2 separate regions of the Homo sapiens genome follow, and region 1 is linked to region 2. The links are chromatin loops, found by intact Hi-C in ENCODE. Cell type or tissue: Caco-2. All regions are shown on one strand. Links, peaks and the distances in the headings refer to the core of each region. The heading gives the core; the rest is flanking DNA.

Evidence for each region. Peaks named below come from ENCODE experiments on the same cell type or tissue, not always from the same donor. Only the 100,000 strongest peaks of a DNase experiment are listed, where the experiment ranks them.
Region 1: it touches region 2 in a loop (10-fold over the local background); 3 of 110 quality-filtered maps call a loop at or near these places.

The regions. Positions count from the first base shown.
Region 1 is chr6:113,427,111-113,442,372 of GRCh38, reverse strand. LINC02518 (long intergenic non-protein coding RNA 2518) reads left to right here and starts at 8,926. Exons shown (of 2, transcript NR_149098.1): 1 at 8,926-9,036; 2 at 13,395-13,833. In Caco-2, for the core only: no CTCF peak of the experiment used is centred there; a DNase peak (open chromatin) is centred at 8,722.
Region 2 is chr6:113,635,441-113,650,702 of GRCh38, reverse strand. LINC02541 (long intergenic non-protein coding RNA 2541) reads left to right here and starts at 628. Exons shown (of 3, transcript NR_125844.1): 1 at 628-688. RefSeq lists enhancers at 7,281-7,350, 7,262-7,556, 7,171-7,703 and a silencer at 7,262-7,556. In Caco-2, for the core only: no CTCF peak of the experiment used is centred there; DNase peaks (open chromatin) are centred at 4,972, 7,432 and 7,832.

The DNA of each region.
Region 1 (15,262 bases), core at 4,972-12,971, 210 kb after region 2:
ATACAGAAACAAACTAAAGGCAGAATTATTTATTTCCTTTTACAGGAGAACTGTTATGAGGATGGAGACCTAGAGCTGAATCAGGTACACACCTAATGGTATGAGTGGCAGTTTCAAATCCATTCTACACTCTGCTGCAGCTGACAATAGGCAGCATCAGCAGCTGAAAGATGAGAGTTTGGTAATATATTTTTCATTTCCTTTCACTTGCTCCTTGTTTACTTTCTTGTCAAAGCAAACCTAGCTCACCCCTGGGGCATGTCATTTTATCAAAAAAGAAATTATGGGTTATCCCCTTTCACAGTTTTCAAAGCTACATCCGTGTGTCTGTGACTTTAAGTGATTTCTGTTGAGTTTCCTGCTCCTGAGGTAACTTATGAGCCAGGCAATAGCACTTTTAGTGACATTTCTTCTCATAGCCCAGTTATTTTCTTCACCGTGAAGTACATCCAAATACTGTTCCTAGAACACCTACAAAAGCTGGTGCTTCCCATGTTTTAGAAAAGTGCTTTGTGGTAGGCAGAACAATGCCTCCCTCCCCCAGTCCTCCCTCGGTTCCCAGACGTGTCCCTGTCCTAATCTCTGGAAACTGAGAATATGTTAGGTTACATGGGAAGGGGAATTAAAGTTGATAATCAGTTGACTTTAAAATGGGAACATTATCCTGGATTATTTGGATGAGCCCAGTGTAATCACAAGGGTGCTTAAAAGTAGAAAAGGAAGGCAAAAGAGGTCAGAGTAGGGCCATGTGAGCAGAACTCAGCTGTCCATTGTTGGTTTTGAAGACGAAGGAAGAGGGCCGAGGGTCATAGAATGTAGGGATCTATGTAGCCATAGAATGTAGCTGGGAAAGGCAAGATTCCGCTCTAGAGCCTCCAGAAAAGAACATGTTCTGCTGGCACCTTGATTTCTGACCCAGTGAGAGTGTGTTGGACTTAGGACCTTCAGAACTGTAAGATGATTTATTTGTATTGTTTAAACCTCTAAGTTTCAGGTAATTTGTTATGGCAGCAATAGGAAATGAATATATACCTGTTCTTGTTGCTTCTCATTATACGCCTTTTTAAAAACAAAACAAAAAAAAACCGAGGCAGCCCTTACACAGCTCCTAGTAGTGCTATTCACATAGAATGCCCTCTTGTGCCCCCATGCATGTCTCTCTAAGTCCTTACTGAATATTCTTTTTCCTTACTTCTGGGGTGTCTCCACTGTGAAAGGATCTTCCATCAGAGCAACACTTCCGGTCTTTCTAATCTCCTTTACACACCACTTTTCTAGGGTGAAGATATGGTCTTTCTGCTTGGTGGGTTTAGAGAAAGGAACTGGACCTTCCCAGACCAGCATCTTGTTTTTGGAATCCAGCTGTCTGCAGGAAGCACACACCCTGCTCTGTCCTTTGTGACTAGGTGCGTAGATCTGCCCAATTCTGGACTGTAGTACCCAAGCCACATCTTCAGATCTAGCTTTTAGGGTAACAAAGGTGATAGCTTTTCCAAATGCTAGATTCCTCTCAATTAGTCCCAAACTCAGGTAGGAAAGAGGGGTGATGTTTATTGGACCTCTCAAACCCCAACACAGTAAAGCTCCAAAGGGATATTTCAAAGTACCTCCTCTTCGATATATGAAGAAAGAAATAATCAGCTTTCTTTCCAGCCCTGCTATTTCCAGTGATTTCTCATCTCATGGAAAGTCTATCCAGTTGTCTAGGCCTCTGTCTCCCCTCTTCCTTTCTTCACATCTAGTTAATCTCCAGGTTCTTGTTAATATTTTTCAAGTTCAGCTACTTTCTTCAATCTCACTACCATTGCCTTTGTGGACACCCTCATAACTCAACTCCTAGATTACTGCAATAGTTTGTTGTTGTTTGTTTTTGTTTTTAATTCTTCCTGTTTCTCAAAGTATAAATCACAGATTTTCTGCATCCAAATCCCCTATGTTTGAAACCAATCAGACCTAGTGAAAAAGAATTGTAGGTAATTGCTGTGCATACCAAAGGCTGTGAACCCCTGCTAGTATCCTTCCAGAAAATGTAAGGTAAAATCCTTACATTTTCACTGCAGTGATCTTTCTAGAGTGCAAAGCTGGTGATGATACCCTCTTGCTTAAAATTACTCATGGGTTTTCCATTAGCCATAAAGACACAGTTGAAAATCGACAGCATGACATACAAAGCCCTTTCATGCAGACCTGACTTGTGCTCACGATCGCACAGCTTTAGTTCTTGACATAATTTTGTTTTTCTTTATGTGCTCCAGTCAAAACGTGTCACCTGCATGCTCTTAATTGATCATGTCATTTCTGCTCCTGGTTCTTTTGTTCAGCCTGCTCCTTCCACTCAGAGCAGCTCCTCTAACCCCGACTTCTTTGTAACTAACATCCTCTGGAAAACCTCCCTTAATCTCCTTCTTTCCCAGGCTGGGTCGGGTGCTCCCCCTAAATGATCCTTTTTTCTGTCTCAGTCTTAGTAAACCTCACATCTTGTTCTGTAATTTTCCATTACGTTGTCTATTTTCCTTATGAGATAGTAAAGTTCTTTAGGTAAAGGAATATATCTTAGTTTTTCTTTGTATTTCTAGTACCTAACATAATAACTGGTACATTACAAGTGCTTAATAAGTTTTGATTTGATATATCCTGTGTTTCAAAGAGCCTAACTTTAAAGAAAGCCAGTCTACTCGGTGTATAATGGACAACCAGAGATAAGCATTTTTTTTAAACGATGTGTACAGAGAATAAAAGATTATTAGATAGACCCTGGATTCAGCCTCAATGCATTTCTTCAGTTTGTAGTCTAGGAAGACATTAGACTACATGCTTTGCATGCATTTTCTCTTATACTCGAAACATTCCCATGCAAGGGAGGTACTAATGAGGTCCCTGTTTTATGAAAAGACAACCAAGACTTAGGTTTAGTGACCTGACTGAGCCACATAAGCCATTTTTAATGGAAAATAGTTCAGGTAATCTTTAAACCTAGCATGAATGGAAAAGAAATTATAGCATCAAGGAACACATTTTAAAATGTTCAATGAGCATTGCTATGTGCTAGCAATATTCTAGGAGCTGTGAGTCTATCAAGGTAAAAAGAGACCAAATTTCCTGCAGTGATGGAGCATATATCTTCTAGGTAGTTATATCATCTTCACTAACACTACTAGTTTAATCAACATTTTAAAAGACAATAACAGTTTTGAGCATTTGACTCACTTGGGACAGTGAAGATAAGAAAAGATAAAAATTTCAAGTCATGCAGCCATGGGAGGACTTATTTTTTCCTTCATTTTTCTCTAAGTGATATCTGGGAAATGGGAATAGGTTTTCATGTACCCATAGCTTTGCAGGCAACATGAAGATCATAATCTAAACCTGGGCCTGGGGTAACTTGTTGGCCATTATAGCTATCTCTTTATTAGAGACACTAAGCAATCTAAGCAATGCCCATGTGTGCAATGTCATGCTTAGGGAAGCATCAAGGAAAAAAGAACAGCTGGAAACAGACAGAAAGGTAGTAGGAAAATAGAAAATGGAATGAGAAAGAGAGGGAACAAGGATATTGTCATTGATGAAGTATCATATAAGGATACACTCTATGCATCCTGGAAGCAGGGACCTGACCATACTGATCACTAGTGTGTAACTTGGGATCGAGCAGAGTGCCTGTTAGTTAGTTGGTGTTCACTAAGTGTATTAGAAAGATAACTTATTGAAAGAAGTCTATTCATTAATTCAAAAAAAAATCTGTTATGTGCTCTGATATATTCTGGCCATAGGGCAAAGCCTTGGTCCCTGCCATCAAGGGATGCAGAGAATCTTTGGAGGAATAAAACATAACCAAATTATTGAAGGAAAATCATGATGAATACTATGACAGAGAGATGAACATAGTGCTATGGAAACACTAGAAATAGCTACTTGCTCTATCTCAGGACTCGGAGGAGACTTTGTAGAAAATGTGGCATTTTGAGCAGAGAAGGATATTCAAGGCATGGTCTGAAGAGAACCAGGCCTGTCTTGGGAATAATAAGAATGTCACAGTAGCTAGAGATGGAAAACATGGAAAGAAGAGGCTGGGAACACATGTGGGTCTAGAAGGCCAGGATAGCAGTTTGCATGAGAGTCTTGGGCATCTGAGAGGCAGTAGGGACCCACATTACCCCAATACTCTGCTCTGCTGCCAGAGCGGTCTTCTTAAAAATGCAAGTTTTATGATTCTAGCCTTCTTCTTGAAAGCCACAAAGCACTCTTAACCATCACAAAGTATAATGAATTGCAGGCTTTGGTAGGTTTCAGGAAATACTACCCCCAAATATGGCACCTTGACATTTGAGAAAACAGCAGAAGTGGAAAAGTCTCTTTGACATTCTCTGGACATTCTCCCCTGAAACATCCTATAAAAGAATTCTCTGACCTACATCTACAGTAGGTTGTAAGACCCTCATATCAGAGGCATTCTCCCTAGGCCCAGAAGAAATGAGTGAAGATACAGAAACATATCGCAGAATCTGAGCAAACCGGCCTTGCTAAATTCCCCCATTTATTACCATTAGGTCATACCTACTTGTCTTCCAATGATACTTCTGGATGACTAACCATAAAAACACACAGATTTCCCTGTTTCTTTGGGTCTTCATCTCTGAAATTTCCTGTGTCTCATGAAACTTAACACTAGATAAATTCATATGCTTTAAATCTGTGTTTTGTTTTACTGATCTTGGCCGTGAACCCACCTATAGGTGAGGAAAAGAATACTTTTTCTCTCCAACACTGATGAGGTCTCTAGATATACACCAACATGGAAGTGCTATTGGGAAGCACTAGTCCACATGGTTTATTGTGGCGATCAGCCTCTAGGTGATCAACTCTGTCTCCTGGTATCCATGACCTGATGCAGCTCCCTCTCACACTGTATAAGGATAAATGTGTATGACCAATGGAGCACAGAAGTGATGGTATGGTATGTCATTTCCAAGGCTAGGCCATAAAACATTTTGTAGCTTCTGCCTTGCTTTCTCTGCTGGAGTATTTGCTCTGGGGGAAGCCAATCACTATGTTGTAAGGACAATCAAGTGGCCTATGGATTGCCCTGAGTTACAAGAAATTGAGGCCTCTTACCAATAGCCACGTGAAGAAGCCATCTTGGAAATGGATTCTCCAGCCGCATTCAAGCATGCAGATGATGGCAATCCTGGCTTGAATCATATAAAATTGGAGTTAAAAAAGACTAGAGGCTGGGTGTGGTGGCTCATACCTGTAATCCCAGCACTTGGGAGGCCAAGGTAGAAGAATCGCTTGAGGCCAAGAGTTTGAGACCAGCCCAGGAAACATAGGGAGACCCCCATCTCAAAAAAAAAAAAAAAAAAAAAAAAAAAAGGTCTGGCGGTTAAGGATTAAGCAGGGCAGACACTGATAATTGGGTCCAACATTTCCCATGAAACTTGTAGAGATTTGTGGAATCCTTCTCTACTACTATTGACGAGAATTGGCACTCTTTATTATTCCTGATACCAAGAGATGTAGTGTTTGGTCCAAGTTTGCATGTCTAGTTAATGAAAACAAACTCCATTTTCTGACTGCAAGTCCAGGGTTCTTGCCAATACTGTGCTACCATCCATACAAATGACTTACTTTTACCTCTTTAATTTATATGAGATACCCATTCACTTGCTGACAATCAGTCATTCAGCTTTTTAGGAATTACTCATCTATAAAAAAAGATCGTATACTGCTTAAGAGAATGGGAGATAGTTGGAATGCTAATTGTGGTAGGCAGAGTAACAGCTCCCAAAGGTATCCAGGTCCTAATTCTGGGAACCTATGAATGCTGCCTTATATGGTAAAAGGGATTTTGTGGATGTAATTAAGGATTTTGAGAAGGGGAGATTGTCTTAGATTATCTAGGTAAGTCCTACATGCCATCACAAATATCCTTATAAGAGGGAGGCAGAGGAATATTTGATGAAGACGAGAAGGGGATGTGACGAAAGAACAGGAAGAGGAAAGGGGATGTGATGCCAGTCCAGAAGCTGAGGAATGAGGACTGCATCCCTCCTGGCACAGGTAAGGAAACAGATTTTCCTCCAGAGCCACCAGAAAGAGCTCTACTGGTTCTTTGATTTTAGCCCACTGTACCTGATTTTGGCAGTCTGACCTCCAGAATTGTAAGAGAAAAAAACTGTGTTATTTATTTATGCATTTATTTATTTTGAGAAGGGGGTCTCACTTTGTTGCTCAGGCTGGAGTGCAGTGGTACAGTCATAGCTTATTGCAACCTCGACCTCCTAGGCTCAAGCAACCCTCTTGCCTCAGCTTCCTGAGTAGCTAGTTCTACAGGTGTGCACCACCACGTGAGGCTAATTTTTTATTTTTGTAGAGATGAGGTCTTCCTATGTTTCCCAGGCTGGTCTTGAACTCCTGGGCCCAAGCAAAAATGTGTGTCATCTTAAGCCACTTGTTTATTATAATTTTTTTACAGCTGCCATAGGAAACTAATTACACTAATCTTAGCTCCAACAGATCGCACTTCTGTTAGTTTGTGCAAGAAAATCTTTCTAAGACTCTGCTTTCTGATCTATAAAATGGGAATAATAAAATGCCTATTTCATAGGGTTGTGGTGAGATTGAATAAGACCACTCATATAAAATGTTCAGCTTAGGACTTGGCATATGGAAAGGTTTTTGTTGGCTATGGATTTGGTCTAGACAAGAAGATTGCAACAGATTTTTCTTCTATTTGAAAACTCCGGTAGAGCACTAAGTAGCTCTTGGAATATATAAAGGATTGTGTATTTATTAGCTATTCTAGCTTTCTCTCAGGAGTGCTGACATCTATTTGTTTCTTCCTTTTTAACTGTCCTTTCTCAAGAGTGTTGACTGCAAGATGAGGCAAAGGCAAATAGGTGGAATAACTGGAGAATAACCCAGAATGAGACACAGAAAGAGGATTTTGAAAGGATTTCCTTGCCTATTATCTGCTTTCTGAGAGAGCCACACAAAACAGGTGAAAAGTTATACTATTTATAAAGATCTCCTGAGAGGGAGTGTCTACAGCTTTTCTGGTAATTTCCCTTGGTACAAATGAAACCTGTTCATTTTCAAGGAAAATTGCACTGATGGCTACACATTCTTTTTCTTTTTAAATAAAATATTGGAATGGTGTTGTTTTTGGAAGCTGCTTGTTACCCAATGTTGCCAAAAAGGTTTTATTATAATGAGGCTATGTGTTAGCTGTTCATGTTTCTAGTGCAGCATAGCTGTATAAATTTTTTCTTTTTCTTATCTCGGATTTCAGATTTCCCTATTTTTTTAAAAGTGTATAGTAATAATATTTACCAGTATTGTTCATCCCTACCACTCAGTTTTCTGCATATGCTTGTATTTTCTATTTCCTGCTGATTTAACTTCTGTACTCTGTTGTTTATAGGGACTTGTCATATTTGCATAGTTTAAGTGCTCTGTCGTTTCTATCACAAGCCCTAGTGGGTAGGTACAACATCTATGTAGTTCGCTTGTGTAGTGCTTGGTGGAACATCTTGTGTTTCATGATTGATTTATGATGATAGAGATGATACTATAAAATAAAGCCAAAGGAAACTTTTAACAATAGGGTCTAATCCTGTTTGGTCCTCATTGGATGTCTCTCCACTTGTAGGGGAAAAAACTGGAGAATAATGGTTGTGTCATCATGACAAACAACTGACATAGTTGAGGCCAGTCGAAGGCCCAGAGCAACCCTGGTCCTGTAGTCAGAGACGACTTATGAAAATAAATGAATCTGGCTCATTGACTTGAGTTCTTGTACCCAAACTGGAAAGGTGTGGTACCTGACACAGGAACAAAGTCTGTCTGAAATCAGCTGTCCGGGATGTCATTTTCTCTAGTGCAGAGACTCGATTGCCTAAATTGGTAGCAGAGGTGGATGTTTCCTAACATGATCTTCCTTGGCCAACAGTGACTGACATCTGAGGTAGGTCTTACCTCTACCTTGGGGGCTCACTGCTTCACTGGTACCATATAATGGTGGCAGTTTAACAGTAATCTTAGTAGGTCTTTTTGGACATTTTAAAGCCACTGCTCCAAAGCATAAGCCAGGCAAAAAAATTGATTTCCCTCATCCAGATGTCCCCATTGTCCAACATAGGTGAGACATTTTTTAAAAAGGCATCTCCAGAAGGCGATTTTTGATCCCTCTCCAGATAAGAGGTTCAAGCCAGCTTTTTCTTATTGTGGGACATCAAAATTTACTATATGACCTGAAATCCTCCCAGGTGATTTAATTCATTCATAGGTTCTAGGAGAGAAGATGAAACTTTCATTTATCCCCATGCTACACACTGACCAATACTGCTTCACCAAACTTTTATCAGTCTTGTTGCATTTTATCTGTTTACACGAGATCCATAGTGCTTTCTCATCCCCACAGTAAACACTGAATTCTGTTTATAACAGAAGGGCAGGATCTGTGGGGAGCATCCGCAAAGTGCTCCAGGCTCCTTTTTCCCTTTTCTCAGAGACACCAGGAATGTGCCTTTGCACTGTTTTGCCAGCATCCTTAAATCATGATTAATTTAAAGCCTTTTCTCTCCTTGGTGAGGCCTGACACAAGCAACTGCTTCTCTGTCACATTGATTTTTCTGTCCTTGCAGATTCAGAGCCAGGGTTGAGTCCTCCTCACAGGGCGAGTTCTCTGACAAGGAAGTTTTGCAACCTAATTTACAGCTGGAGCCAAGCTTGTCAGTGAGTGCCAGAGGGAAACTGTCGCAATCGGCAGGCAAAGTATGCATTTAATAGTATTTATCCAAGCCAGTTTGTGATTTCTTCACTCTCTCCAACAAATATGTTATTTGTAATAGCTATCTTCTCTCATCTAGGTGTTTGAAAAATGTCTCTAACGTGTGTGGGCTGGAATGCATTTTGTTTTTTCTGCAGGTATATTCATTTAACAAGGGGAGTCTCTGAGGAGCTATCAAAAACTGCTTGCCATCTTTCCAAATCATCTCTGTCTGCAGTGACCATGTCTTAATCCTGAAGGAAAACAAGGTAATCTTTTCAAATAAACATTTTCAAGGATGTTTAGAGGGAACCAAATTGCTGGCATGTAGAACCCCCTTCCAGTGCTTAAAAATAGATATATTGAGGGAGCAAAACTCCAGTGAGTTGGAGTGTTTGGAAGTATTTGATATGTTCAGATGACTAACAATAATAAGCTAAATTGCAAGCAATGATCTGAATTTGTGTGTGTGAATATGAGTGTGTATGTGTCAAAGAGACACTGAGTATCCTGTTTCTCAATGTTGTTGGTGGAAAATGAGGCGCAGAGGGGTTACACACTCCCAGTAGGTAAGCAAGTTGGTAAGGGACTTTGGCAATATTTGACCCTAAGCCCATTAGATTTCACTGGGCTAACCTGACTCTGGGGAGAGTAAATATGAGATGAAGAAACATTTGATCATTAAATAAAAAGGAAGCACTGAAAGAAAAGCAATTGGTTGCATAAAACTTATTAATGCAATACTTCTGCTCTCAAGGAAGTTGACATGCAATAGAAAGAGAACATGTAGAGTATGGATTGAATAAACCAAAAATTATGTAGATGATGTAATTACTATAATTAAATCAAAACAGATTGTGTATGCTGGAACTTATTGTATTACTCACAACATAATTTTGTATAACTTTTTTTTAAACCTGTCTCTTTTCCTTTCTGGTCTGTGGGTTTCTGAAGGACAAACCTCTTTTGGCAGTTGGGCCTGAAGCCCCAGAACTTATGCTGGTCCTGGCACCAATGAGGACAGAAATGATTGAGCACATGAATTTGGTATTGAGTTTGACATTATTGTGCTTCATTTTTTGTGGGCCTGGGATGTTTTCTACGTAATTCGTTTATCATTTATTGTTTAAGGTGTCTGCATACTCAAAATATCTTTTTAATGTCCTCCGCCTATACATGACATAAATACTTTATTAACTTTGTTTAAAAAATCTTATCACAGTGCCATCCAACAGGAATATAATGTGAGCCATGTGTAATTTAAGATTTACTAATAGCCATATTAAAAAAGGAAGAAGAAACTGGTGAAATTAATTTTTAATAATGTTTTATTTAGCTATATTCAAAACATTATCATTTTAACATGCAAATATAAATTTATTAATATCTCTTACATTATTTTTTCTAGTAACTTTTTAAAATCTAGTTGGTATTTTATATTTAATGCACATTTTAATTCAGCCCTCAAACTTAATTGCAGACCATTGTATTTCAGTGCTCAATGAGCACATGTGGCCACCGTGTCAGCACATTTCAATAGTTCGCAGGTCAATGTAGAGGACATTTTCCCCCCACTTAGCATTTCATCCCTGTTATTATGCCCACTGAGTGCCGTAGTATGGAAAAAACATGTGTAGCCTAGTAGCACAAATGTAAACTGGGGTGACTAACATCCTAGTTTGCCTGAAGTGGAGAAGTTTTCTGGGACAAAAGACTTGCAATGTTAAAACCAGGACAGTCCTGATAAAGCAGAATGGTTGGTATCCCGCAAGTAAACTATGTTGGTCCAAACAATATATCCCCTCCATCACTGTGATTTGTTTTGACCTAAAGCATAGAAACCTGGCTGCCAATTATGGGATTTTTTTGGGAAGCCACTGGGAGAAAGAACCTTACTTTCTGCTGTGGTTATTATCAGCTAACCTTTATATCATGTGGGGAGAACCTGTTTGAAAGTATTACCTACTTTGGAGGAAATCACAATGAGAAAGAAACTGAGTTTTGGTGACTTATTTTTCAGTTCTTGGACACTGTCGTGTCTGAACCTATCCTATTTTTGGACTTTTCAGTGAATTAATACATTCTTTACACCTGTCTCCATATTGTTTGTTTAAACAGTTAAGGTTGCATTTCCATCATGTGAAACTGGGATAGTTCTAACTAATAGGTTTAGAAAAAAAAAAAAAAAAGAGTACAAGAAATCTAGTTGGAATTCTTTAGGTTCATAAGAAACATAATCAGGCTGTCTATTTTATTTTAACACAGCCTCCTCAAGCTACTGTTGAGTATGTATGTGGTGCTGCCTAGGAACAGTAGGTATTTTTGTGGAGCAAGGGATTGCAGACGGTGAAGTAGCTGCATACTGGCAATAACCTATGAATCTGTGGGGATTCTGAAGAGTAGGAAGCAATGAGACCTGCTGTCTTTCCTTTATTGTCCCTTCCTCTATTGCTCTCAGACTGTTGTGCTTTGCTTGTGTTGTGGGTGTTTTGCTCTGCCATAATGGCTCTCATGATGAACTATAAGCTTCATTCTAGGTCCTGGGACAATCTACAGTTCATGAGATTCTCACCTATGGGTTAGGGACCCTTGGAGATTTGCAGAGTTGCAAAGTCAAGCACCAATTTATTCTTTCTTAATCAATGGATACTAAAAGTGCAATCATTAGTACATAGAAGGCTTGTAACAATTTTTGATGGTTTCAGAAGAAGATTGAGTAAGCATTCAATAGATAGATGCTACTGAGACACTAATATGTAGCTTGACATGGTTAAATGCCTTATGTGAAGCACTTAACAAGTGTTAAAACATCACATTTAAACTTCACAACAATCTTATTGCTGGCATTATTATTCTTATTGCTTTGAAATAAAAAAAAATAGGCTGGGCATGAAGGCTCATGTTTGTAACCCCAGCACTTTGGGAGGCTGAGGCAGGAGGATTACTTGAACCTAGGGGTTCAAGGTCAGTCTGGGAAGCATGGAGAGACCTCATCTCTATGAAAAGTTACAAATAAAAAAAAAATAGCTAGATGTGATGGTGTGTGCCTGTAGTCCTAGCTACTCGGGAGGCTGTGGTGGGAGAATCACTTGAGCTCAGAAATTCAAGGCTTTAATGAAGCCATTTCTACTCTAGCCTGAGTAACAGAGCAAGACCCTGCCTCAAAAGAAAAAAAATTGAATTATTACATTTTCTTTATTCGTTACTCATTTAACAAACTTCATTTTATACTATTATATTCTCAATGAATTTAACATCTAGTGGAGAAAGTAGGTGTACAAAAGTGATTATAATGCTGTGTGTGAGCATATTAACAAATACAGAGGGGAAGGAGAGGAAGGGTCTCCCATAGCAGATGTAGGTGCAGGGTACAGAGCATGGGATCACCAGAAAACTCCCTGGAAGCACGGTGCTTGAGCCAAACCTGACACATCAAAGTAGATCTGCACTATTGCAACAGTCTAGTACAAAATAACTTTTTCAGGAGAGAGTTTCATTATCTTGCAATGACAAATTTTAGTTTGTTTTTCTGCATCATCGTGACATAAGTGACAGGATTCTGATTTGTAAAGCAAAAGAGTTGGATTCTTAACCCTGAATTTACTACTAATGAGGCCCTTGGGCAAAATCTCTCAAACAGTTGGGGCTAGAGTTTTCTCTCCAACGAAGTAAGGTAGGATCAGCAATTCATTCATAACAGCATCTCTTCCAAACTCCACACCCTGAAGGCTTCAAGTTGTGCCCTTCATTTGCACCTTTATTGTCCTTCTAGTAAGAGTCATTACCTGGAAATCACAGTTCAGAAGCAAGGCATCACAGTTAGGTGTAAAGGGTGCTTAGCTTACAAAGAAAAAGCTTCGACTAATTTAATTTTTACCAATATCATAAAATCACCCCATGATAATTTCAGGGTGTCTTCACTCAAGTATAGCCTAGGACAGGTAGTGAAGATGTGGTAAATGATGTTAATGGCAGCAGAGAGACCGGGTTTCACTGAATGCCTTGATCAAAGCATTACTAGATTCATGGTTAAAGAGTAATGAGTTTCATCAGATATTTAGTAAATGTCCCTTAAAGTTCCTTTTACAAAAGCAAAACCAAACAACGCAACAACAAAACAATCCCACACATTTCTATAGATGTAATTTGAAACACATCAAGTTATTAATCTTGGAATCTGGATTTTCCAAGAAATCAGCTTTCTTGTTGTATTTAATTTTGTTGTATCTGAAAATGCATTTATGTATGTGTGCAGTTATGAGGTCAGGTAGAGAGGGAGAAAGAGACTACTGTCTGTTGTATTGTTTCCCAGTTTAGTGTAGATGTCAGGCTTGATGATAAAAAATGAGAAGATGGAAAGGAGATAACTATTTATTGACCTTACTGGTGCACTTAACCTCTCACACTGGAATTTTTTTTTTGGTTTATAAAAACCTCTTGATATAAATAAATAAATAAATTAATTAATTAATTAATTTGTGACTTAAATGAAAATATCTCATATTTTATGAACAAATGTGGCAGTGAATATGTACTATATATTAGTTAATGTTAACATACCTTAGTTTTAAGATCCGTAGAAGACTCCATTTGACCTTTACAATGTGGATGTTTTTCCTTACCACAGGTGGAAATTGATTTTTACTTCTCTGCAGCTAAGTATGTGGCAGTCTTGGCCACATGGTGACTCAGCAGAGGAGCCTATGTACTGGCTGTCCTGATGCTCTTCCTGATTCAACTGATTCTCTACACTTGATCTTAGCCAAAAGGCCGAGAAGCAATGATTCAACTGATTCTCAAAAGGACACCGCTGCAGGAATAAACCCACTTCTAAATATGGTACACTTGGAAAGTTGTCCAGCTCGCAATGTCAGAGTCACAGACTTCATGCACACTCATCTCAAGTCAATGTTATCTAACACATTTCCACTAATTATTGGATGACACTAGCAAGAAACTCTGATATTTTTCACCTAACCTTTGCTAATTTAAATGTGGCCAGCCCACCCTCATACTGCATTGTGATGGGGATATAAAAGCCAATGAAAGATATCATTAATTGTTAACAATAGTCATCACTGACAACTTCCTGTTGAATGTCACTGTTACTCCTGCTACTGCTACTACCACTACCATTTATGAAGCTGCCATTATTACTAACTCAAAGCTTTCACAGATACAGAAACAGGTGTATTTTTTGTTTTGTTTTGTTTTTTGTTTTTGTTTGAGAGAGAGTCTTACTCTGTCGGCCAGGCTGGAGTGCAGTGGCACAATCTCGGTTCACTGCAACGTCCGCCTCCCGGGTTCAAGCAATTCTTGTGCCTCAGCCTCCCGAGTAGCTGGGATTACAGGCATGTGCCACCATGCCTGGCTAATTTTTGTATTTTTAGTAGAGACGGGGTTTTACCATGTTGGCCAGGCTGGTCTCAAACTCCTGACTTCAGGTAATCCACCTGCCTAGGCCTCCCAAAGTGCTGGGATTACAGGCATGAGCCACCGTGCCTGGCCAGAAACAGGTGTATCTTTAAAGCATAACTTCCTCTCTGCATCTTGCTTCCCCTCTTTCTGTCCCTTCTCCTCTCCCACCCCCACAGTTTTGGCTTCACTTTGCTCAGGCTGTGACAACTGTCTTTAAGGGAGCTAACTTTTATCTGACTGTAAAGCCAAGCAAACTAATCTTGCAAAACTGTTCTGCCACATAGGTTGGTCTCTTCCTGTTTGGAATTCATCTATATATTAGCAACTTGGAAAGCCTTTGAGCTGAGCTAGTGCGCAAAGCTGCACCTTAGACTGTGGTTTACAGTGCTGCTTAATTGTCACAACGGTGTCACTCACCTTGTCCTCACCTAACCTGCAAGGTAGACATTTAGGCTGCTTTCTTCATCAGTGTAAGGTGAAATAGCAGATTGGTGTGTAAAAAGTGTGGCTTGGAGTGTGGTGGTATGAACTGTGGGATTATTTACTATAGGGTCTCATTGCAAATCCTTTAGAACACTTGCCTCTTACACCTTTTGTCTGTCTGCTCTTAAATATTTTCTGTCCTTCCAGCATGCTATCTCTACCTAACAGAAGGGGTCATATCTGTCTCAACTAAAAGTCATTCCATTTGGGTCATTCGTCTGGAGGCTGAGACAGTGGAAGAGTCAAACTTGCCCTGAGCTTCACTCAGCCAGTACCTGTCTCCTCTGCCCACTGTCCAGCAACTTACCCTGACCCATCCTTTAAGGAACTTGCCAAGAGAGAGCAGAATACTCTTTCTTTCTCTCTCTCTCTCTCTTTTTTTGTCTTTCATTTATTCTTTGGATATAAACTGCAGACCTACTGGTTGTAAAGCACTGAGTTTCACAGTGAGGGCAACAAAAGAATAGAACACCTGGTTCCTATTCTGAGAGGGTCACCTCTGTTCACACAACTTCTGCCCATCTGACTCAATCTACTAGGTAAGCGGCAGAGGGGCTTCCTTCCCCCCAAAACCTCTACTGAATTATAAAAGAT
Region 2 (15,262 bases), core at 3,997-11,996:
GTAGCATCTGGTTTGAACGCTGCAACCAGCTTAAAGGTGGGGCATCAGAAGGCTGTTAGTCAGCTCTCTTCTCTGCTGCGGGTCCTCTGGAAGGAAGATTTGAATGGGGCACCTCCATGGTCACCACAGTACCCACAGGTGTACCCTTATATCCTAGGACCCTTGGCCTCACTCCGTCTGTTCTACTCCCCTCTCTAGACCAACTCATGGCAACGTGTAAAAGGAGGTGACTCATTCCCTTCCTAGGTTCTCAGTCCCCACAGAGAAAGTTTGGATAGGGAAGTTACACCTCTGGAGGCTCACCTTTGTTTGCCGCTATTTCCTAGCCAATAAAACCATTGCTTATTAAATCCTAATTCCACAGACATTTCAGTGCTGAAATTCCCTGCACTGAGTTAAATACAGAGGACGCAAGATAAATAAGAAACGTAAATGGGCTCATATCCTATAGAGGGTTATGTACACTTTAGCAGAAATTTTAATAATTTGATAAGAAGAGAAATAGACTGGATCAGAAGAGGACTCTCCTGACCAGCCTGGGAAAAGTCTGAGCAGAGTCTGCAGGGGCAAATACAACTTACTCAGACAAAAAAGGCTGTCAGCAGCAAGTCTAGGCAGAAGCCAGGAGGAGTTAGGAACAGACTATAAGAAATGGTTGGTCTGGAGGAAAAAGGGTAAAACTTATGAGGTAAGCAGTATACAAATTTATGCTTGCAAATTTCTTTTTTCTTTTTCCTTCCTATTCAAAGGTCAATGCTTCGAAACTTGTACTTAGTTTTGTCAATAGTGTCTCATGTGCATTTTCTGAGTGTGAAGAGGATTTGGGTAGGCAAGACTAGAGAACAGCAGGAAGTCATTGCCTATTAAATTTTTATTTCCAGCCATTCACTGATGTATTGGTAAGAGGACAGGAGTCCTGGGGAAAGACTGCCTCATTTACACTCCAAAGACTTGGGTTCTGATCTCCATGTCGTGGCTTATCATAGTGTAAGCCAGTTATGTACCTCTAGAAATGGAAGTTTCTGCTGTTTATAAACTGGAAATAATGATACATGTCCTGACTCCTATTGGGTTGTTGCAAAGGAATCAATTGAAATAAGACAAGACTTTCTGAAGGCACTTTGCCAACTTTCAGAACTGTAAAGATTAAGGGACTGCTACTATGTGCTGCTCAGGAAATAACAGGCACCTGGGAAAACCCACGAAGTAAGGTTTTGTAAGAAGTTGCTCTGCTCCCTGGGAGAAAACGCGGAGCTCAACACTGCCAAGAGGAACAAGTCTGGGAAATTACGACATGAGGTAAAGCAAATAGGGCTTTTCGTTTTGTTTTTGGATACCACAATTTCTTACATGTCGTTCTTATTGTTTACCCTTCCTCACCATTGGTGGTTTTGAAATGAAAGGAAATTGGGTTAGAGAGTATTAATAAAGCAAGGGAGATGGCTAAAATTTACTTGATGTAAAAATAAACCGAACCACTTTAGTGTGGGGAGAATCAAATACTACACATTCATTATGTGGAAAACAAATTCATCTTTGTGGTGAATCAGAAAACTTTTCTACTTTCATGGAACACTATCGGCTCCCCATCCTCTCACACTCCCTGGGAGAAATAGTAGTACATGATCAGATAAATATAACTTGCCCTAATGCTTCTCTGCTGAAAGATTTTAAAAAATCCCTCTCTTATTAGCTTTACTTTGTTGATGGTTTGCTGGACTCGCTATGAGAAGACCACTGAGAATATTATCAATCTACTCAATACTGATGAGAACCAGAGGCCACAGGCATTCTTATCAACATGTGTGTAAGGTCATGGAAAGTCTCCATGTCAACAGTCCTGCTAAAGTGGCCACTCCTGGAGTAGCAGTAATCTCCTAAATTGTCTATTCTCTAAGCATTTTTTAATAGAGAAATCAGCAGGAATATTTATATGAGTTCACCCAACTGGTTGATGCATACAAGGAAATTGCTGATAGCAATGTTAATTACTTTTTCTTGAATACTCATTCACAGGACAGGTTGATCTTTGCCATTTTACACAAACAAAAAATGAAATGACATCTTTTAGCCTATCATATAGGCTGTAAAAGATATTTTGGAAAATAATTTTCAAAAAAAGTGGGTGGACGACACTAGGGATTGACTCACTTAATATAAACAACAACCACTTCTGACTTGTCTTATTGAATTTTAGAGTATGGAAAGCTAACAATGTAATTCTCCCAAAGCTCTTGCAGTTTGAATTTGAGGAGTAAACTGGGCTCCATCATGCAAAGGCAAATATTAATTTTCTATTGCTGCACGCTCAGATTAAGCAACTTAAAATAACATCATTGTCTGGCTCACAGTTTCTGCAAATCAGGAGTATGGGCATGGATTAGCCGATCCTCTGCTCAAGCTCTCACAAGGCTTAAATCAAGATATTGGCCAGGGATGGGCCAGGCGCGGTGGCTCATGCCTGTAATCCCAGCACTTTGGGAGGCCAAGGCAGGCGGATCATGAGGTCAGGAGGTTGAGACCAGCCTGGCCAACATGGCTTAAACCCGTCTCTACTAAAAATACAAAAAGTTAGCTGGGTGTGGTGGAGGGCACCTGTAATCCCAGCTACTTGGGAGGCTGAGGCAGGAGAATTGCTTGAACCCAGGAGGCGGAGGTTGCAGTGAGCTGACATCACACCATTGCACTCCAGCCCAGGCAACAGTGTGAGACTCCATCTCAAAAAAAAAAAAAAAAAAAAAAAAAAAAAAAAGTTGGCCAGGGCTACAATCTTATCAGTTATCATTTTCAGGCTTTTTGGTTGTTGGCAGAATTCCGTTTCTGTGGTTGTAGGACTGAAGTCTTTGCTTTCTTGCTGGCTATCAATGAGGGATCATTCACAGCTCCTAGAGGCTTCTTGCCATTTTCTGCTACGTGGCCCTCTCCACAACATGGCAGTTTTCTCCTTCAAAGCCAACAGGAAAGTGACTTTGGCTTTGAATCTCTATTTTGTTTTAACTGCTCACCTGATTAAGTCAGGCTCACCCCAACATAATCTCACTCTTGATTAATTCACAGCCAACTAACTGGACACCTTAATTATATTTTCAAAACCCTTTTTTGCCATATAATAGAATGTAATTATGGGAGTGACATCCCATTGTATTCACATGTCCTGCTCACATTCAAGGAGAGAGTACTGTAGAGGGTGTGTACGTCAGGAAGCAGGAATCTTGGGGAGCATCTCAGAATTCTGCCTACCACAATGTGCTGCTTGGGGCAGAAGTAAGCAAGGTTAGGTAGCATACACACACGGGGGAAATTGTAGCTTTCAGCAAGCACAGTGGCATGGGTAGTACTTCCAGGGGTGCTTTAGTGGAGTTTTCACTTCTGTTTTCTAGTGCCATGTGAGCCAAAAAGTCAGCAGCAACAGCAGAGGTGTTTTTGGTAGGAAAACTGATGTGGTTGGGCATTTTTCCTGGGTTTTCCTTGGTAGCATTCAAGACTAGTTTTTTGGTCTTCAATTACATGGTATAAGCTACTGGTTATAAGTACTCTTCTGCTTAAACTATCTATAGTGAATACGTTTATATGCAATATAAATCCTTTATTGCTACAATAAGATCATCAACTGGACCTCTTTTTATATCTCCATTAAAGTGTGTAATTCTGCATTGTTTTTGTAAATTCATAGAACTTTAGAGCAGGAAGAAAACTTCTGCTTCTAGAAAGAGGTCTTTTGAACTATATTCTATGGAAACTTATAGCTCAAGTTATAATAATAGGCTTTTATTGGGGTGGGGGAGTATTCAATAGTCATGCTAACTTGGGATACATTATACACACTTAGAACTTACAATAATACCCATTAGCATATTAAAGACTCAGAGATCCTACAGAGAAAAAAATAACAAAAAACTAAACTCAACTATCTAGGCTGGGTGCAGTGGCTCACGCCTGTAATTCCAGCACTTTGGGAGGCCAAGGTGGGTGCGTCGCTTGAGGTCATGAGTTCGAGACCAGCCTGGCCAACATGGTGAAACCCCCTGTCTCTACCAAAAATACAAATTTAGCTGAGCATGGTAGCGCATACCTGTAATCCCAGCTACTCAGGAGGCTGAGGCAGGAGAATTGCTTGAACCTTGGAGGCAGAGGTTGCAGTGAGCTGAGATCATGCCATTGCACTCCAGTCTGGGCGACAGAGCAAGACTCTATCTCAAAAAAAAAAAAAAAAAAAAAAAATATATATATATATATATATGTAGGGTGAAGGCTTTAAACCATGCTAACTAGACTTCCTGACTCCTAGGAACATAAAGCTTATTTGTTACTCCCTACATTTGCCTGAGAAGTAAGCTTCAGTGAATACAAACACAGCCTCAGGAGGAAGCACAATATATTAATATAACTAGTTCTGGCAAATCTATCCATGATGTATCCATGAGACCTGTCTTATCTCTTTGAGGAGCTTGCGACCCCATGTATGTTCACCCACACACCACTCAGCAGAAGATAACTGCCCAGAGAGTAGGCCAAGGGGGATGTTCTCATGACTCAGTTACTCACATGAGCGCCCTTCCTAGGTACCAAGGCCAAGGGCCCCCTGACCGCAGGAAAATGAGACTTGTGAAATTAGGCTCCAGGACATTTTGCTTACTGTAGTGCAATTATCTTCCATGTAGACATTCTAGGCTTAGGATTTGATAGAAAATAAATTGCTCTAAAATAAGTCCAAAATTAAAAAGAAAAAAATGTATTAAGGTCACCGCAGAAGGCAATACAAATGGAGTACATAATAGAAACCTGATTCCTGAATCAGAATGCTTGTGAGCACATGTCCCCTGCATTCCATGATGTAAATCACATCACACACATCAGACCAAGAAAGATGAGCTTCCAGGAGGTGCATATTTTCAGCATGAAAACAAGGAGTCATTCGTGTGATAAGCACAGTTTATGGTCAGCTGGCTGGCCTGACACACCTCGGCTTTTACTGTTCCCCAAGGCCACATGGTTGCATCTTGCAGAGGCCAGGGGTGAATGTGAACGTGCCCAAGCAGCTTTAGACCTTGAGGCCCCCCTTTGCTGTTCTTGGAAGGAACTTCAACTGAATAAAGAATCTGGGCTCCACCACATTTTTATTACTGGGAAGAAAATTTCCCCTTCAGGGCAGAGAGGTACAATCACAAGTTAGACTTCTGCTGGTCTCCTCCCTGCTCCGCAGTTTTCTCGTCCTTTCTTTGGGAGACACATTTCTAAAAGGACTGGTACACTGGTCAGAAACGGAAACCAAAACCCCACAAACAGTCCTCATGGCAATGTTTTGTAGCCACTGAGACCCGTAAAAGAAATGAAATCTTGGTCAGGCGTGGTGGCCCACGCCTGTAAACCCAATACTTTGAGAGGCCGAGGTGGGCAGATCACCTGAGGTCAGGAGTTCGAGATCAGCCTGACCAACATGGTGAAACCTCTTTTCTACTAAAAATACAAAAATTAGCCTGACGTGGTGGCCGGCGCCTGATATCCTCAGGAGGCTGAGGAAGGGAGAATTGCTTGAACCAGGGAGGATTGCGCCACAGCATTCCAGCCTGGGCAACAGAGCAAGACTCCATCTCAAAAAAAAAAAAAAAAAAAAAAGAAATGAAATCGTAAACAAATCAGCCACTACATTAGTCATAAAGGGACTTAAACCACAACACACACCTACTACAATTCTATGGGAAAAGTTTCCACATATGTGCAATTCTCTGAGGTTTGTGGTATTTCCCATGGCTCCAACTGAGGAATGACTACAGTCATGCACTATGAAAGTCTCTCAGGCTTTGTGGAGTTGCATTTATTGCTTTTAAATAGTTAGGAAAAGATAATTTAGGAGTTTTGGTAATGGCATAAAGCAGTTTTGTTTTATTCTTACATGCCTCAGTCTGTTGAATAGACCATTCTCTGGCTTTTTTGTTTCAGCTGTTGAGCCTTGACTCAGAGGCTTGCAAAGCTATCAGGCCAGTTGAAGTTGGTTGTAGGGATACTCTTGAGGACTATAAAAAAAAAATCCTGCTTTTTTGAAAACTTGGTAATGTAAGCCTCCAAGAAATGGGACATATTTCAGCTTTTAACTATCCTGTGATATGTTTAGAGAGGAATAAAATAATTGGCAAAATACTTTCCAAGCCCTAAATATTGGCTTGTTATTTATCAAAAAGTAAAATCAGATTATAAATGATATTTTTCTTTATTATTAATCCTCAAAACTTGGCTGAAACTATATTTAGTCTATAATTGAGGAAATGCTATGAATATTTAAAGCACAAAGTTTTAAAACATAGTCAATTTTGCTTTGTTAGATTGTATACAACCAGTAGACACACACTAGATTTGTAGACACATATTTTTCTGTTTAGGTGATATGTCTGATATGTACATCAGGAAAGCCCAGAAAACTCTGAAAGTGTAAGTTGCCCAGTGCCTGTATAATGCTTCTTTTTTCAGTATTACACAAAAATTCACCAGCAAGTGTCTGGTACCTACTCCGCATTCTAGCATGACATGAAGTTCCACTAGTTACAATATTCTTTTTTTTTTTTGAGACGGAGTCTCGCGCTGTTGCCTAGGCTGGAGTGCAGTGGCATGATCTTGGCTCACTGCAAGCTCTGCCTCCCGGGTTCACGCCATTCTCCTGCCTCAGCCTCTCGAGTAGCTGGGACTACTGGTGACTGCCACCATGCCCAGCTAATTTTTTGTATTTTTAGTAGAGACGGGGTTTCACCATGTTAGCCAGGATGGTCTCCATCTCTTGACGTCGTGATCTGCCTGCCTTGGCCTCTGAAAGTGCTGAGATTACAGGCGTGAGCCACTGCGCCGGGCCTTACAATATTCTTTATTGGAAGAAATGTGGGTTTATTTTTCACTGGGAATTATTTGTGCTAAACTTATATTTAAAACGAATTTTATTTTTCAAGAGTAATGTTTCCAGACTTGGGGTAGTATAGGATGAGTACATTTCCACTCCTTCTCTTTCTTTCATCTAATGGCCTAAATTAATTTCAATCTACCAAAACCAAAATGAAGTTACTCCCTTTAAAATCCTGATTCATAATGATCCAAAGAATGAAAGAAAGATGTGGTGGGGGTTCCCAGAAGAATGTCCGGGTATTTTCCGAGTTATTACTGCATACTAGGGTTTTCAGTTCAAATTCTGGGAAGGAAACAAGAGGTGTTGATGGTGTGGATAAGGGTCCTCAATTATTTTTCTTCTTTTGTCAGTCTGTAACTTTAAATGTCTTCCTGGAGCAAAGCAGGAATGGCTGCTTTGGATTTCAAATGAGCACTCAAACAATTTTATCTGGCCCAGAAATGGACATGTTTTTGATAAGTGAATGAGGAGAGCTGATATCTCCATTTCAAAGGAGCTGGCAGAAGGCCAAGAGTCAGCTCTTAGGAACCTGGAGGGAAACACTCATAAAGCTTGCTGATAGCCCTCCATGGTTGCCTTGAGCCTGGACTTTGAACTCTTCACTGCTGTTCTAACAGGTAAAGCCCCAGATGCAAATATTTGGTTTGACTCTTTGTTACTGTAAACACTGCAGCCCTCAGGATGATGTGATCTGTAGAATTTGCAGCTGTTTGCACAGATGTTATCAAAACAATTTCAAATTCTACTTCCTTGTTATTTTTCAAGAATTACTAGCTTAGCTGGTATTTTGGGGAAGAGTTTTGGTAAGGATAGGTGAGCAAGGAGGTTAGGGAAGGAAAAATGACAACAATACATGGGGAGCCCAGGACTCTGTATACACATTCAGAAACAAGGTCAAAGAGAGCGTGGAGCAATCATCCAATGAATCCAAATTCCACATCAGCCCAGGAAAGGTAAATATCAATGAGCTCAAGGGGGAAACATCAAAGCTCACCTCCATCCAACACAGGTTGTTCCTCTTCTTTGCTTTTTGTCCATGGCCATGCGTTATGTTTCTTGACCACCTTCCTTGTTGCATTTTATTGTATCCTATCTTGTATTTGCTGGTTTCCTTTTTTAAGTAGACCTTTTTCCCCCTTATCAATGTAAATCTATCCTCCCCCTATGGATTTTCAGCATCTTCTGGGTGGTGCCATTTGGCATGAGAGCAGAGTTCAGCAAGTAGAAAGCATGAACTGTGGAATCAGCCCAGCTGCTTTCAAATTCTGGGTCTTTCACTTAGTAGCTACGACAATGTTGGAAAGTTAATTAACTTCTCCGAGTCTCTGTTTATCTCTCAGAGATAGTCATACCTACTTTACAGTTTTGTTTTAGACATTAAATGAGATAGTGCCTATAAGGCTCACAGCTCAGATCCAGTTCCTTAAATACATTTCTTTCCTTTCTTTTATTTCTTTTATTCCCTTACTCCAGAACTCTCTGCTCCCACTTAGTATATATACTTAGTTAAATATAAATCTATATGCTTTTAACGAGTAGATTGGAAGGTTTAGAAATGATGTAGTATCAGCTTGCATCATTTTGGAGAGACTCAGTGCTTAAAAAGCCCCAGCCATCTTCCCTGGATCAGGAAGTTGTGATTTCTTGCTGAATGTTTCTCAATATATTTCCTTTAGCTCCCCCGCTTTTTTTTTTTTTTTTTTTTTTTTTGAGACAGATCTCGCCCTGTGGCCCATGCTGGAGTGCAATGGCATGATCTTGGCTCACTGCAACCTCCGCCTCCTGGGTTCAAGCGATTCTCCTGCCTCAGCCTCCTGAGTAGCTGGGATTACAGGTGCCCACCACCACATCCAGCTAATTTTTTGTATCTTTAGTAGAGACAGGTTTCACTATGTTGGCCAGGCTGGTCTTGAACTCCTGACCACGTGATCCACCCGCCTCAGCCTCCCAAAGTGCTGAGATTACAGGCATGAGCCACTGCACCTGGCCTTAGCTCCCCTCTTTATGGATATGTTTACATCTAGATATAGGTTTGTTGAGAGACATAGTAAAGTGAAGAGTGGAGAAAGAAGACAAAGAGGAAGATGCTAGGCAAAATATCAATGAAAATAGAAAGCAAAGCCCTAAAAAACACACCAAATGGAATACACTTAAAATAACAAAATTTCATTTAACAATGTGATTCTCATAGCATAGAACCCAGGTGGAAGACTTGGGCAGACATGATCAAGTCTAGTGCGTGCTTGGGTGCTGAAGAATATCTGCAAATGTAGATTCCCAGTGATCAGAAAGCTGAGGGATAGGCCAGAAAGTTTAATAAATATTTTTAATTAATCCTGTGAACTAAAAATATGTACCTGCATGGCTGAGTCAGGAGTGTAAAGGACTTGTTGAAGCAGATTTTAATAAGCAGCATGGAGAAGCAGTGTTTTTTGAGTTAATGACTGAAATCTTCAGATAAGGTCTTATTTAGAAGATTTGTATATGATAGGTGTTTATATTCTATATATTTCAATAATGCTATGTATGTATATAGGTACTGTAATCCTTTTTATCAGCTCTATATGTTATTCAGTTTTTATTTTTTTCAAAGTTTTTTTTTCCCAATTAAAACAACATAAATAGCCTTTTTTTTTTTTTTTTTTTTTGAGATGGAGGCTCGCTCTTGTCACCCAGGATGGAGCGCAATGGCGTGATCTCGGCTCACTGCAACCTCCGCCTCCCGGGTTCAAGCGATTTTCCTGCTCCATTCTCCTGAGTAGCTGGAATTACAGGCGCCCACCATCATGCCCCGCTAATTTTTTGTATTTTTAGTAGAGATGGGGTTTCACCATGTTAGTCAGGCTGGTCAAAAACTCTTGACCTCAGGTGATCCACCTGCCTTGGCCTCCCAAAGTGCTGGGATTACAGGAGTGAGTCACCTCATCTGGCCCCTTTTTTTTATTTTTAATTTTTTTTAGAGATGGGGTCTCACTTTGTTGCCCAGGCTGGAACGCTGCAGTGGTGTGATCATAGCTCACTGCAACCTCCAATTCCTGGACTCAAGGAATCCTCCCACCTCAGCCTCCTGAGTAGAACTACAGGTGCATGCCACCACACCCAGCTAATTTTTAATTTTTTTGTAGAGATGGGTTCTTGTTATGTTACCCAGACTAGCCTTGAACTCATGACCTTGTGATCCTCCTGCCTTGACCTCCCAAAGCATGAGTGACTGTGCCCAGCCTATAAACATCTTTTTATTTAAAAAAAAACTTTAATAGTTAATTTTCCTAAAAATTTGAGAAAAACATTGGAAATATATCCAACCTGCTCACTGAAAACTCCCAAGGACTGAATGAATAAACTGCCCATTAGACAATTTTCCCTTCTCTTGTTCCCACTGGTCCTTGCTTACTAACCCTGTTAATTTTAAGTGTTGAGAATATAGAGTCAGAGATGGAAGGAAGGTGTATTAAGGTCCTTAAAAAAGAAGAAAAGACATAGGCCCATCAAACATGATAACAGCCAGGTGCCTATTACTATGGACTTTTGTCCCCAGAAATGGTTGCTAAGCTGCATTTCCAAGGAAACCACAAGGTATTTTGGCTCACATTTATCTGGCCAAGGAATAAAGTGCTGGTTGCTCAGGTAGGAGACCAGGCAGACAACTCAGAGACTTCTACTGGGATCTACTTCTCAAGGATACTGTTTGTCAAATAACCAGCATGAATATTTCCCTCAGTGAAACCCTTCCTAACTATTCCACAATTTGGCATTTCCTCTTCTGTGATTATGTGCTTCCCAAGCAATTTGTATATTTGTGCATCGAAACACTTACTATATTGCAGTGATTACCTGTATAATGTCAGCTCCCTACAACACGATACCAGGCTCATATTAGGGAATTGACTAGATGAGTAAATAATCTAAAGAAAATACCTTTTTGAGTAACCAACTTTGATTACCCTAGGATGTAAGAGATCTCCCAGTCAACCTAGGCTATCAATAGCAACTGGATGCTTATTGTTTACTCACTAGGCAAATGTATTGAGTGTTCCCAGTGTTAATTTGCTTTTGCTTTTTATGATTTGCCATTTTATCAAGGCTCTCTTGACCTCGAATTTCTCTAAAATATAATTCATTAATGTGAGAAGAAATGAGATCATTGCCTACGAGGTCCTGACTTTTTAAGATAAATTTATGAAATGTAAATTCTGTACAATAAATTTATATTAGAGGTAATATTTTGATACTTATGTCCCTAAAAATAGTAGTTGGAAAAGTATTTTTTAATAGTCTTTTAAGGCTGTTTAGATATTGGTGAAACATAAGGAGAAGAAAATTCCACGCTAAACGCTTAGTAATTGTATATGCATTTTATTGTGTCCTAACTTAGACCATGCTATGGAACAAAATAGACAACTATTCTGTATTATTTAAATTTGGTTCCTATTTTAGTGTTCAAAGAATAACTTTACATATGCATTTAAACTTTTTTTTTTTTTTTTTTGGAAATGGAGCCTTGCTCTGTCACCCAGACTGGAGTGCAGTGGCGGGATCTTGGCTCAATGAAATTCCTGCCTCCCAGATTCAAGCGATTCTCATGCCACAGCCTCCCAAGTAGCTGGGATTACAGGCATGCACCACCACACTCAGCTAATTTTTGTATTTTTAGTAGAGAAAGGGTTTTTCCATGTTAGCCAGGATGGTCTTGAACTCTTGACCTCAGGTGATCTGCCTGCCTCGGCCTCCCAAATAGGTGGGATTACAGGCGTGAGCCACCACACCTGGCCTTAAACTTTTTTTGTTATTAAAAAAAATTCAACCCATCTTTATGTATTACTTCATTTTTTTTTGAATTACAATATATGTAGTAAAAATTACACAATTTATGTCTTAATTATGTATTATGTTTCAAAAATTTTATCCTAACTTTTAAATAATATCCTAAGCTCTTTGAAGAAAGGAATAAAATTGGACCTCTTTTGAATCCTAAACTTTGCCTAGGACTTAATAAGTACTGTTTGACTGATAAGCAGTGGCTTCCATTTACTGAGTCCTATGCTATACACTGTGTGTGTATGTAAGAGTGTATGTATTATACGGATCATGTATAACTATGTATATAACTATATATATGTGTATGTGTATATAGTAGGTGTATGTAAATATCATTTAATCCCCATGACCACCTGATGAGAGTATATTCTGTCTTCATGTTACAGATCAGGAAAACAAGGCTTCTGGAGGAAATATAGCTCAGATAATCTATTTAAGAAGCAGCATTTGAACTCATGTGTATTTTGGGTTTGAAGTGTTAATTTTTCAGTACACAATCTCATAGTCCTCTCCTTTCTTTCTTAAGAATTAATTAGTTGCTGACTCTTTGGGGAAGGTAGAAGGAAGTTTAAAATGGCATATAACATTTTGACCTGGTATGTTCTGGAAATTAGGACTGGAATGTGTCCCTTTAGAGGAGAACATATCAGAATTGACATCTGTTTAATGGCTTGCAGAGAAAAGAGGTAGAGCTTGTTATATTCCTATCTCTATTTCTATGCAGCTGAAATTGATCAGTACAAGTTCAAAAAATGTATTTATCCTGCAGGAAAGCAAATAGAAGGGATGGATCTAGAGATTCACATTGATGGATAGCCATGGGCCCTGCTCCTAGCCTGCTCTCCTTATGGGCATTGGGAGTGTTTGAAAATAGCTCTAGTATCTGGATTAACCTGTAGTGACCACCCCTGCCTGGCTCTGCAGGGAGGTGGTCATGCAAGCACTCCCCACCATCAGGAAATGTATTTTGATTATGGCATGAAAATGAATGCCAACAGTTGTCTTCTGTGTTTTTATTAGGAGCTCTGCCTAGGCACAGACTCTGAATAATAAGTGAATATTAAATAATATGCTTAACAAACTTTTGAATATTTAAGCACTTAAAAATCAGTGGCCAGACATTAAGAATCAGTAGTTGCCTGTCCAGGTTATAACATGGGCTAAAACAGAAGAGAAAAAAATAATTCTAAGCTGCTTTTACAGTAATTTGGGAAATAAAATTAAAAGTCTAAAGATGGGCGCAATGGCACATCTGTAATCCCAGCTATTCTGGAGGCAGAGGCAGGAGGATCCCTTGGCCCTAGGAGTTTAAGACCAGCCTGGACCCGGGCAACATAATAAGAACCCGTCTCGGGCTGGGTGTGGTGGCTCACGCTTGTAATCCTGGCACTTTGGGAGGCCAAGGTGGGCGGATCAGTTGAGGTCAGGAGTTTGAGACCAGCCTGGCCAATACAGTGAAACCCCGTCTCTACTAAAAATACAAAAATTGACTGGGTGTGGTGGCAGGCACCTGTAATCCTAGCTACTTGGGAGGCTGAGGTAGGTGAATTGCTGGAACCTGGGAGGCAGAGGTTGTAGTGAGCCGAGATTGTGCCACTGCACTCCAGCCTGGGCAGCAAGAGCGAGACTCTGTGTCAAAAAAAAAAAAAAAAAAAAAAAAAAGAACCCATCAAAAAAAAGAAAGAAAAAAGCAAAAGTGAGAAAGAGAGAAAGAAAGAAAGGAAGGAAGAAAGAAAGAAAGAAAGAAAGAAAGAAAGAAAGAAAGAAAGAAAGAAAGAAAGAAAGACAAGAAAAAAAGTCTATGCCCAAGGTTCATGTTTGTTTTTTCTTCCTGTGTCTTTTTTATCTTTAATCTAACAAATGACTAAATAGGTTTGTCTAGAGGCAGTGACAAGGTGGGGAGTGAGAAAGAAGTGTAGAAAAGCTGGCAGGTAATCAACTTGAGGGAAAACAAAAAGGAAAGTCATAATAAACAAGCTGAACTACACACATGTAGAGCAATAAAACTGCATTGAAGTTATGTTAATATTGAAAGAACCAATGAAATCAAAGTTGTAGATGAAACTTGTTTGCTTAAGTCTAGAAGCGAATGTACCATTAATTAAGATGCAAATGATCTGACATGCTTTCTGAACTCTAGCAAAACTCTTCTATTTTTATTTATTTAGTTTTTGAGACAGGGTCTCTCTGTGTTGCCCAGGCTGCAGTGTAGTTGGGTGATCATAGCTCACTGCAACCTTTAACTCCTGGATTCAAGCTATCCTTCCACCTCAGCCTCCCATGTAGCTGGGATGACTGGTATGCACCATCACACCTGGCTAATTTTTAAACTTTTTTGTAGAGACAGAGTCTTGTTATCTTTCCGTGTTGCCCAGGCTGGTGTCAAATTCCTGGCTTCAAGTGATCTTCTCACATTGGCCTCCCTAAGTGCTGGGATTATAGGTGTGTGCCACTGTGCTCAGCCAGAACTGTTAATTTTGTATCCATTTTAGATCTAGTTTAGTTTAATAAACATTAGTTGAGCTCCTGCTGTTTTCCAGACATGGCCAGAGGCTGATGACCTCATGTAAGCTGTGGAAGAATTCCAGTGTAGCTGGGGAGATAATAAGTAAGCAGGTCCTTTCACTGTAATAAAACAGGATGCAATAAGATAAAATGTTATTACAGAAATGATTTCTAATGTAAAAAAAAAACTTTTTAAAACCAATTAAAACTATGTAAATGGCCAGTTGTAGGATGAGCTAGGATTCTGGAAACAGGTAAGTATAGTTCTGAGTCCTGCCTCTGCCTTTGTGTGACTGAGCAAATCACTTTATTTGTAAAAGACTCATGTACAAAATACAGGCACTAAAAATACATACATCATACAGTTATTTGGAAACTCAGTCACTGTTACATGTTAATTATTATTATAGTTAGTTATCAGTTATTGAACTATCACTATTTTACCATGATTACACAAAGTCATGGAAAATAATTACATCCAGGAAGATCATAAAATGCCTTGACTTTATATACTGTGGTTTTATCAAATATATATTTAGTCTTCCAAAATATACAAATGTTTGGGCTTTGCAGAAAAAGATGCTTATTTTTCTTTTTCCATTCAGATGTTTTGACATCATGTAGACTCTAATGTTTATGTTTTGTTGTCAAGGTGCAATTAGAACCTTCCAAATTACCATCTAAGGTGTTCAAAGTTTTTTATGCTCACATTAGGTTTGACATTACACATTTATTAGTCACTTCAGTGCTGTTATGATTTTTGTATCATACAAAATTTGATGCCAAAGCCTTTATAGCAGATGTGTTCAACAGGAAAAAACTTTACAAGAAATTTTCATCTATGTTAGTCTCCCATAAATGTACTTCTTCTCGGTACACTTAATCTCTGTCTCCTTCAGCCTCTACCATCAAAATACCTCTGGCAAGGTCATCTCTCCTGCCCTGGAGACATTGTGCTACCCTGCTGATTCTGTAAGGAATTTGGTATTACAGTGTCTGGCCCTGTCCTCAGGCTCTCTGGTTACCTCTTCTCTCCAACTTTGGACCTGT